Regions from separate parts of the Homo sapiens genome. Here region 2 is linked to region 1. A link is a loop called in an ENCODE intact Hi-C map of the cell type or tissue named here. Cell type or tissue: PC-9. All regions are shown on one strand. Each heading gives the region's core, and the rest is flanking DNA. Links, peaks and the distances in the headings are about the cores only. Region 1 has its middle 130 kb from the start of MIR466. Region 2 has its middle 85 kb from the start of MIR466.

The links. A loop is a pair of places that touch in the nucleus more often than their neighbours do. Peaks named below come from ENCODE experiments on the same cell type or tissue, not always from the same donor. Only the 100,000 strongest peaks of a DNase experiment are listed, where the experiment ranks them.
Region 2: it touches region 1 in a loop (4-fold over the local background); 1 of 110 quality-filtered maps calls a loop at or near these places.

The regions. Positions count from the first base shown.
Region 1 is chr3:31,286,700-31,292,077 of GRCh38, reverse strand. No RefSeq gene overlaps it. Among named protein-coding and RNA genes, the nearest start is that of MIR466, 130 kb to the right of the region's middle. In PC-9, for the core only: no CTCF peak of the experiment used is centred there; DNase peaks (open chromatin) are centred at 1,787 and 3,197; H3K4me3 peaks cover 428 bases; H3K27ac peaks cover 2,743 bases.
Region 2 is chr3:31,074,159-31,079,536 of GRCh38, reverse strand. No RefSeq gene overlaps it. Among named protein-coding and RNA genes, the nearest start is that of MIR466, 85 kb to the left of the region's middle. RefSeq lists a silencer at 3,823-4,023. In PC-9, for the core only: no CTCF peak of the experiment used is centred there; a DNase peak (open chromatin) is centred at 2,236; H3K27ac peaks cover 1,297 bases.

The DNA.
Region 1 (5,378 bases), core at 185-5,184:
AATCCTATGAGGTAAGCCTAACTCATCATTCCATATTCTCAAAGTCAGAGGTGATGTGGCATACGTTTAAGAATGTGGACTCTGGAGCCAAAGTGTCTGGATTTGAACATTAGCTCTGCGGCTCTTAGCTGTGTGACCTTGGAAAACCCACTTTACCTGTTTTGTCCAGTTTCTTTACCTGTAAAAGTGATAATAATAGCACCTACCTTATACGGTTGCAGTTTTTAACTTTAAATGAGTTAATAGACATAAACATTTAGACCAGTGCCTGCTCTATCTAATCTGTGTTGGTAATTATTATGAATGAGGAAAGTGAATTTCAGAGGCTAAACGGCTTGCTCAAAGTCATACAATTGGTAGATTATAGTATTTGTATTGTTTTCATGTTTTTCCCCTGACAATTATAGAATAAAAATGCAAAGAAAAATAAGTTGCCCTGGCAAATATTGGTAGTGAACTTTTAAGCACCATCTGGAGAAGCAGGGCCTCTTGATTAGTGGACTTTGGGTATTAAGGGTCCAGGAGCAAGTCCAGTTTTAGGCAGAGAGGGAAATTGAGTTTCAGAGAGTTTGAACACTTTGCCCTAGGTCACATGGATGATTAGTGGTAGAAAAAGAAAACTTTAGTTTCTCTGACTGCAAACTTGGGGACTTTTTAGGGCATCAGATTGTTTCTTTAAAAACAGTCAGTAATTGCTTATTTAAAAATAAAGGGAGTGGTCTCTTGAAGATTAATTTTTGTTATATAGCAAGGTAACCCACTTAACATTTAGCAAGGATTTTGTTTTTTACTTCTTTAGCAAGAAACATTAAGCTATTTCCTTGCTTGTGTTTTGAGCATATAAGTTGAGGTAGAGGAATGATTTCTGCCTTATCATGAGTTAAGATCCTTTTTTTCCCCAGACTGACTCTTGGAGAGTCTGGTCTCTCCTTAGGTGTCAGCATTCTCGATTGTTTAGAAAGCAGAAAGCCAGTAACTGTTCATATTTCAGGGTCAAAGAGGCAAAGCTGCCTGTGGCATTCTTTGTTTTCAGGGTCTGAATCCTTCAATTACTCCCCAGGTGTCCTTATTGAGCAGAAAAGGAATGGAGTAAATCTTTTGTACTTCTGTGCTGAAATGGAGATGATGAATTCCAGGTGTGTGGCTACGAATGCTTGGGGGAAGAAAATGGAATAAATAATGATTCTGGTCAACAAGTGATGAGCTCCTGAACTCATTTCTGATTTGGTTCCCCTGGCTGAAGCCATGGAAGAAATGGCTTTCTATAGGAGTGGAGGGGCTGAGGACTTGGACAACAAGCCAAGGGCAGCTGGTGCTGGGGTGGCGGTGGAGAGAGTGGAGGCATCGTTCTCCACAGGATGGTGGCTGCTGTACTTGGAGCTGGACCATACCTGGGCTGGGCTTCACCACCAATAGCCAGCAGTGTCTTGTTCTGACTCAGAAAACACTACTCCAAATCATGGGCTCAGAAGCAACCTCAGAAGCAAAAGTTTTCCTCTGACTTTCTCCTGTCTCTCAGTCCCATTCTCCCCTGAGGCTGCCATAGAAACTAGAATCCCTCTTCCCCAACGTGGGTCATAGAAGCCAGAACCCCTTTACTCCAAGTCCAGCCGTAAAATCTAAAAATATCACTCTAACTTTCCCTTTGCCTTTCTGTGTAAAAACTGGCCATAAAAAAAAATGATCTGACCTGTCTTGTTTGACTGTAGGCCATAAGACCTCCATTCTAGAAGGTCCTGCCCCATACCCAGATTGGAACAAAACAAAACAAAACAAAACAAAACAAAACAAAACAAAACAAAACCCACATGCTCAGAGAGGCCAAGAAGAATCTAGACAGACAGGCCTTGCTAGGTTTCCTTCTCGGGTTCTTAGCATTAGATCACACCCTTTTTGTCCAGTCATATTTCGACACGGCTGTCCATATTTCGTTAAACCTCAGTGTAAAAATGGACCATTTCTTCTGTATCTTTGGGTCTTCATTCTGAAGGCTCCTGTGTCACGTGAAACTATCATCAAATACATTTGTATGCCTTTTCTCCTATTAATCTTCCTCTTTTCAGCAAATCTTCAAAGGGAGAAGGAGAAGTTTTCCTTTGGTCTTTACAGTCTGTTGGTCCTGAAACACCAAAAGCCCACTGTGAGAAGCAGAGACAGCAGAGGCAGGAGTTGGCAGGGAAGACTCCAGTGCTCTCGGTGTCAGTGGGGGAGGTGGGCTGACCCTTTTCTTCTAAGGTTTGTGACCTCAAGGCTCATGTTTTGTAGAGTTCACAGAGAGGCAGTTTCCCAAGAGGGATGATAACATGCTTCATTTCCTGTATGGTAGTAGGGGTAGGCAGGGGGCCTGGCGACGAGGGCTTGGGCCTCTTCTAATTTGACGTGAAGACATTAAAGAGATGGGAACATATTTGTGTTGGAGTGTTAAGAAGCTCTCCAAACCAGTTACAGTCATAACTCTTAGGAAGGAGCTGTTTAGAGAAAATGTTAGCCATGTCCCTGGTTTTCAAATGGAAAGAATCAAGTGTGCACTCTTCTGATTGACCCATGGGATTCCTGCAAGGCCTCCAGAAGAACAATGGCTGGAGCAAAGGGTATAATATTTTAAGGGAAAATTGCTTTTATTCAGGCAAAACTACCAAATTTTGTTCATATTACAAAATAGAAAAAAAAAATCTTGCAGATATTTAATGACATGGAAAATCGTTCTCAACGTAGTGGCAAATGAAAAAAGCAAGTTTATTACTAGGATGTTCAGTGTGATCTCCTTTTGCAACCCTAAACAGATAGATCTCTGCAGAGAAAAAAGTCTAGAAAGATGTATTCCAACATGCTGGCACGTGCTTACTCTTTGTTTGTTGTAATAAAGGGCACTTTTTATTTTTCCATTCTGCCTCTCTGTGCTGTTTGAATATTTTTATGACAAACATGTATTGCTTTTATAGTAAGAAAAATGTGCAACATAGGTTTTTATTTTTAAAAACGGGAAGCAAATCTAAACAACAACAAAAAGCCCTGCTGCCTTTGTGTTCAGGATGGTAGAAGATAGTAAGGCCCTTTCATCTAATGGGAGTGTAGATGTCAGGGCTGGAGGATAATGACTCAGAGCCGGTGGAAATGCGGCCGGTGGAACAAGTTTCAAACAGGAAAGTGCTTGTGGGGTGACCTCTGGGGTCAGCCACAGAGCTTACTGCAGATTCCACCAAAAAAGTAAGAAGATCCAAAAGGGCAAGGCGTAGGGTCTGTCGGGCGGGTGTGTCCCAGTTTAAACAAAGCTGCTTTGATGTGCTTCCCAGCGGGCAGGCACAGGAATGCAAGGCCCTGCTCTGTCTTGCAGCCAAGAGGGAGTTATAAACATCCATCTGCAAGGGAAGATCCATCAGCTCCTATCAACCACACAGGAAAGATTTACAGGTAATGTTTTCCTCCCATACAGAAGTGTGATTAAGCAAATTCTTGGAAGGGTTTGTTGTTGTTGTTTTTGTTCTTTCCTCTTTCCTACACTGTAAATAGAGATGCTTTTTCTCTCATGCCTCGTGATGTTTATAATGACTTTTATAGACACGTACTGATGTTCAGTGCTTACGGTGTGCTTTCCTCACATCTGTCAGGAGAACCAGGCGTGTAGAATATGTAATCCCCCATTCTGAGATAAGCAGGGACAGTTTAGGCCTTAGGGGTCTGGTCTGTGCTGGAGATCGGCTGGCCCAGGGCTCCACCTAGCCCGTCCCCAAGTCGGGGTTGACTATGTGGTGAGGAAGAGAACACACCATGACCGCCATACTTTGGAGCAATGAACTAAGGGAATGCCTTGGGAGGGAATGGGGGTCTGTTTTACCGCCAATTCTCTTTAAAAGCCTTTTTTATTTAGATAGCTGTAATAGGATGCCAAGAGCTTGAGCTGGAGAGGGACAGTTCTGCCATAGACTGGTGGTGTGATCTTAAAAAATTTAGTTAATTTTTCTGAGACTTAACTTTTGACACCTGTAAAACAGATTACCTTCTTGTGTCTGGAGGCTGTACCAAAGTATGTAAAAATAAGGCAGCTAGGAGCCACCTACTCTGGCATTCCAGAGTGGAGGGCTAGCCATGCTACCTAAGCAGGACCTGCAAAGGAGGTGCAAACCCTGTCTGAGAACCACCCAAGAGACAGTGCCTAGAAATATGTGTCCTTCCTTCAGAACCTCAACTGCAGAAACCCAAAGGGGAGAGACTAACACTGGTTCACTCTCTAAGGGAATGAATCAGCTCTGTCTTCTGCTTATTCAGGACACATGGGAGAGGGAACCAAATTAAAGGTTACCTGGGAAGAGGGCTGGTGGGAAGAGAGAGTCTGCGTGGAGTGGCCTGCTGGAAGCCAGGGGAACCGTAGGAGGCTGGGAGGAGGTGACACTGTCCTTATTAAGGAAAAAAACAGGTAAAAAAATCCCAGTGATGGTCTGGGGTAGGGGTAGTGGTGTCTCTGAAGAATCCATGAACTTACCTACGAGAAAAATCATCTTAAATAGCTGCCATGGAGTAGAAACTGAGGCCCCTATAATGTCAGGGCCTCTCAGGTAACATTTTTCCTGCACCTGACCTCTCCTTGCTCTCCCTGCCATACCACACCTGGAGGAGCAGGGGGTCCCCCCCGGGAGTGGGGGAGGAGGTTAGAAGAGCTAGACCAGGAAGACAGAGACAAAGCCACCCACAGCCCCCACACACTGCAGCAGGCCTGGAAGGAGGAGAGGAACTGGAGTTTTAGGTGACATTTGGAGTTTTTTTTATTATAGGGGAGTCAACACAAAATGGAAGTTAGCCTGTTTTGTGATTGTAATCAGAGAATTTTTTATTATGTGAAAATAAAGAGGAAGTAATCAGATAATTTTTTATTATGTGAAAATAAATATTTGCACAAATATCCAGGGGTTCACCCAAGTTTACCCCAAGGTACAGGATGAATCAGACCCTTGGAGTAGTTTGAATGTGCAGGGTTGAGGAAAAGAATACAGCTATTTTCTAATTGCCCATTTTATTAGTCAGGGTTCTCCAGAGAAACAGAACCAATAGGATGTATGTGTGTGTGTGTGTGTGTATTTATGTGTCTGTCTGTCTGTCTGTCTGTCTATCTATCTCTCTCTCTCTCTCTCTCTCTCTCTCTCTCTCTCTCTATGAATGACGGAGTGTAAGGAATTGGCTCACCTGATTATAGACTGGCAACTCCAAAAGATCCAGGGTAGACTAGCAGGCTGGAGACTCAGAAAAGAGCTGAAGTTGCCATTCAAGTCCAAAGGCAATCTACTGGCAGAATTTCTTCCTGCCCTGGGAATGTCGTTTTCTTGTTCTGTTCAAGCCTTCAGCTGATTTGATGAGACCCACCCACATTATGGAGGGCAGTCTGC
Region 2 (5,378 bases), core at 227-5,226, 210 kb after region 1:
TTAAAAGAAATCATAAAGGTCCCTGACATAGTGGGTATGATAGCAGGCTACGCAGGTTGTAAGAAGGGAGGGTGAGAGGATATGCATCTCCATTTTCATCTCATATTTGTCCCTTGCTTATCTCTCAATACAGGGTTAATATGGTGTTTTTAGGCTTCATTGCAATATGAACTAGTAATTGGACCTGTAAGATCTGTTCTATTTTCCTGTGATCCTGTGAATACAAAGAAAATTTTGAGTGGACATCAAAAGTAATGGTGATGGAGATAAGCTAGGAAGACATCTCAGCAGCTTAAGTAATACTTGTTTACTTTCGAGGTGTCAGAATTCTCCTTTTGAAAAGTCAGGTATCTTTCTACTGTGGCTTTTCTCTTAATTCATAGCCTCTTAGACGGTGAGAAACAGTGACGCTTAATCTGGAGATTCTGATTTTGGGCAGTCCAGGTAATCGCTCATGCCATGTCTTATTCTCTCAAATTCTTTGCAGGAAATATTTTCCCTTTTCCAAATTCTTCTTCATCTCTGACTTAGAGAATGGCCCAGTCAATTCCAGGGTCCTTGTCTCCACAAATGGAAGTGCAATTTATGAAAGCTCAATCCTGCTGCTATGTGAAAACATCTACAGTCACAGAGAAGAAAACAAAATGCTGGGATGAGACAAAGTACCAGTTACAGCATGTGACTGAGGTAATAATGAGCAAGATGACATCAATAGTATCATTTTTTAAAAAATAGCTTTTGCAATAATAATGACTATATTTTAATTTACTATAGTTTGATTTACTGGATATTAAGAGCTACTATCTTATAGCTCATCTCTGATCTTTGATAACTCTACAGGAATATATTATTTTCATCTCCACTTTAAAGATAAGGAAACACAGTTCAGAGATGTGCCATATCTACATCTCAGTTTAACAATAAGTCAGTGGGGTTTGGGTTTCAACTCAGGACTGTCTGACTTTAAAGGCTGTGCTTTTTGAATAGTAACATAATTTGAATTTTTGGTGGCTACTTCATCCAATGTCCAGCCATCCAGTATTTTCTGAACATCTGCTGTCTTAAGCACTGTACTGGCTTCAATAAGGCACATGTAGCTGGACCACACTGAACATACCCTAAAGGATCATATCATCTGAGTGGAGATGGGGAGAATCGGATATAAAACTCACTGTTATAAATGCAATACCATACATACTAATTTGCCTAGGACCATCTTGATTTTTTTGTCACAATAATTATTAATAGTATTTCTTTTCACTCTCAAAAGTGCCTGGGTTTGGGTAATAAACTATCTGGTTATTGTAGCAGATGCTGCCAGGTCCCACTCATATATCCCATTGCTCCTACCATCTCAGTCTGCTCCATCTGATTGCCAACTTCCAACACCAGTATTTCTTTTGACTGGGGCTTTCTTTTGCCACTGGAGCTTGTTTTGCTAGTAGGACAGAAGTGCTGAGGAGTGAATGCCCCCTGGGAGCAGCCCTCTAGCAATGACTGATGATTAGTCAGTGTATCCATACTCCAACCCCATCACCCCTTGAATGAGATAATTGAAGTGTGTATCCTATACTGGCTCCCCTGTTCCCCACAGGACTAAGTTCCAGTTGTCCACAGCGGTAACTGGCTTGAAAATGCACCTTTTATTGGCTGCCTTTCCCATCTTGTCCCTCTTCCCCACCACCCTATCATATCTTCCTGTAACTTCCAAATAACATCTCTACATTCAGATACTTGTCTGGGCCTTTCCTCTTGTCAGTAATCCAAACTGGAATACCCCTCTTATCTATAGAAAAGTTAAGGACTGAGTGGTTTGGTTTAAAGTACAACCTTCATGGGTGTAGTGAGACTTGACCTTGACATTTGGATATGATTTAGGTAACAATGTGAGGGAGGGAGGATAATACAGATAAGGGTGGCCAGGTGCAAAAGGAAGGCAGATGATGAAAAAGGGTACAGACTGGGGATGGACATTTGTTCTGGGAGAGAAAGACAGACTATAAAGCAGAAAACAGAACTTAGGCCAACAAAGACTAGAGAGCAATCACAGATGTTTGAGCAGGATAGTGAAATGTTGGACGCACTATTTTAGGATACCATGTTTGGCAGTGGGCAGTCCGACAGGATGAGGAGAGAGCTGAGTCAGACCAGCCAGTGGGGAGAATGTTGATGTTATCTGAATAGGAAGAGATGAAGGCTGAGCTCAAAGTGGAGGAAAAAATATAGTAAGAAAGAGTGGTTATGAGTCATTTCAAAGGTGAATCCACTGGATTTAGTAGGTGACTAGCTACAAAGGATGAAGGACAGAGATGAGTCAATGGTGACTGCTCCCCTCAACCTACAACCACCCTATGATTCAAGCTGTGAACAACATGGATGATAGGCTGACACATTTAAGAGAAACCAATTCTCTCAAATATTAAAGTGCATTCAGTGTCTCATTGTGTTTCTTTTCCTTTCCAAGGCCACCCCGAGTGCCTGTTGAATGGTTACTCTCTAGAGTGTACTTTTCTTTAATTAAATGACACTGTGGTTAAGAACTCAGGCATTGGGCTCAGGCCGAGCAGGGTTCAAATTTTAATATAGTTTCCTGGGTATGTGGCCTTAAGCAAGCTTAGTAATGTTTTGAGCCTCAGTTTTCTTTTCCTTTTTTTTTTTTTTTAATGTGGCTATAGTTAATCGGTTTTTTAAAATGTAGTGTTTTAAGAATTTAATGAGATAATATGCATAAATGTTGTCACAGTATGTGGCACCTATATAAGTGCTCAGAAAATGATGCCAATTATTATTAAACTGGTAAGAGCAGGCATTACACTTGCTCTTAGCCAAAAGTTCAAGAAGCATTTATGCCAATTACTATTAACAAGGTGAGGTGAACTGTCTGACCATGTCTCAGAGTGTCTGTAAGTAAAGAGGACTATTAAAGTATATCTGTAGATCAATGTAGCTAGCTAGATCTCCCCACCCCACCCTCTCTCGTTTTCTTTCTCTATCTTTATTTGAGGCCCAGAAACAGATAATACTGTTCAGCATTCTGCAGGAAGCCCAGCATCAGGAATGCGGATGAAGAAATAAAGTCTTAGCTCCAGACAATTTTTTCATCTCTAGATAGCTACAATATTGGGGAGTTTCTATTCTATTCTTTGTGCCAGAGATCATATCCCATTTCATGGATGGCTTTAGGTCAATAAATAGGTCTATTTTTTGCTCTTCAAAAGACTCCCAGACACAATTCATTTCAAACAAAAGTCACCACCCACCATCCTGCTTTTCACGCTCCTGCCCATGAAAATGATTCTCTGAACACAGAGCTCTCACCCCAGTCCAGGGGCTCAGTGGGGAGGATAGAGGTGTGAATTCTAACTGACAGGCCTGAGCTAAATAGGAACAATTGTCTTGCAGGGGAACGGTGGCAAAGGGGATGCACCCCGTCCCCTTTCAGTCTCTTCTGAAGTCAGTGCTGGTTGATTCTGCAGCTGGTGGATTCAAAATGCAGCAGTTCAGAGTGGTCATTTAGTTTGAAAAGAGCTCTGAACTGACTAGGAAGTCCCAGGTGGCACTTTTTTTGAACTTTGTGGGCGTGCCCGAGGCTTTCTTATAATCCAAGGAGTAATTCTGAGGCGAGCTGGTGGGGCCCTCTGTTGCAGCCTCTTACCTGCAATGGCAGTGTTTCCCACAGGCCCTCCTACTGCCCATTGCAGGGCTTCAAGGGAGGCAGGGTGCGTGTGGACAAATCCGTGGATTTCCTCAGATTTCATCAGAGATGACCAGGGTGCTGGAACTTCTCAGTTTGACCTTCTGTGACCAAAGTCTCCCACAGGACCAAGTTCTGTGATTTCTGATACTTAACAGATATCCCCAAATGCTGGAAAGGCCTCTCCTAAATCTCCTCAGTATCAAAATGGCAAAACCCTGAAAAGACTGCTTATCTCTGTTCTCAGGGACTTAGTCCCTCAGCTGAGCTGGGGGAACAACAGATTTCAGTAATCCATCATATTTGGCTTCTTCAAAACAAGATTCCATCCACTGAGACCAAAACCCTAGAGTATGCAGTAGCCTGGGTGAGTTTTCTGCAGGAAGGATGGAAAGTTTGGAGAGGATGAGATGCACATCTTTTAATAAAGGCCAAAACATTAAGTTGCAAATGAGAAACAAATAATTTTCTTTTAGTCAGGCACCAGCATTGGGTAAATATAGAAGGAGTGGTTTGAGGATTAGGTTTTCTTCTTTAGAAAATTACTGAAAAACTACTGAACATGGAGGCATGTGTAAGCCAGCAGAGCAAGCCATCTTGCAGTGGGATTTCCTCCGGGACATCAAGGTTTTGAGGTAACCTAGTGTAACAGATGCTTATGGAACACTCCCCCCACCATCTCTTTACTAGGCTGGTGTGCTCACCCCCAGCTACTGTGGGTGTTGGTTGCCAGCAGCTACTCCCTTCTCCAGAGAGGCTCTCTCTTTGGCTAACACTGCCATACCCAGTGACATTAGGTGGTTACACGTCCCATCCTACCTACCTCCACCAGGCAGCCTGTGGCCAATGACTGACTGTTACCAAGGGTACAAGAGCCCAAACTCCCTTGCTTCTGGGCAGGACAACTCCAGAGCTTACCCTAGGATGGGTGAGACTAGGTTCCATGCAAAACATTTTTACCTTGCCTTTTTTTTTTTTTTTTAGTATGCCTTACCCTGCTTCCCTTACTCCCCTACGAGTTTTATCTGAGAGCACACTCTCATTAAGTCACATGCACAAGAACCCCTGCTTCAGGCTCTGCCTCTGGAGAATGCAAACGAAGATACCTGGCTTATACAGAAGGCAGTGAGCTGATTGGCTTCCTTGTCAGAGGCACTGTAAAGGGGCTGCCTTCTTTTCTCTAGAATATAACTCTCTGAGTTGCCTGATTATAATCCCCTTAGAGTTAAAAAAAATCTTAACTGCCTATGCTCTTGATTTCAGTTGGACTTTTTCTTTAAAAATGCTTAGTCAGTGTGCCATAGAATTCTTAGAAGTTTTCTACTAATTAGAAAGTGACTCTCCTCCTCCTAACACACTTACACAATTATCTAACTACTCTAGAATATTATAATTTAGATTTCCATTCCATGTGTTTCAATTCTTTTTGCCAAAATCATGACTTTGAAACTCTTGAGTTTCCTGTTGGAGCTAATTATCTGCAAGTATATTAAAATGTCCTTTTCTTTCCAAAAACATCTATCCATATAAACATTCCAAAAACTGAAAGCTTTTTATTTAATTTTTCAAGGTTTTCATTCTGAGTGGTTTAATTTAATGCCAGCAGGAGGGAGCTGGGACACATGAATGGAGAGTCATGGTAGAGATGTGTAAGAACTCAAGGGGCAATAGCTTTCTCCAGTAT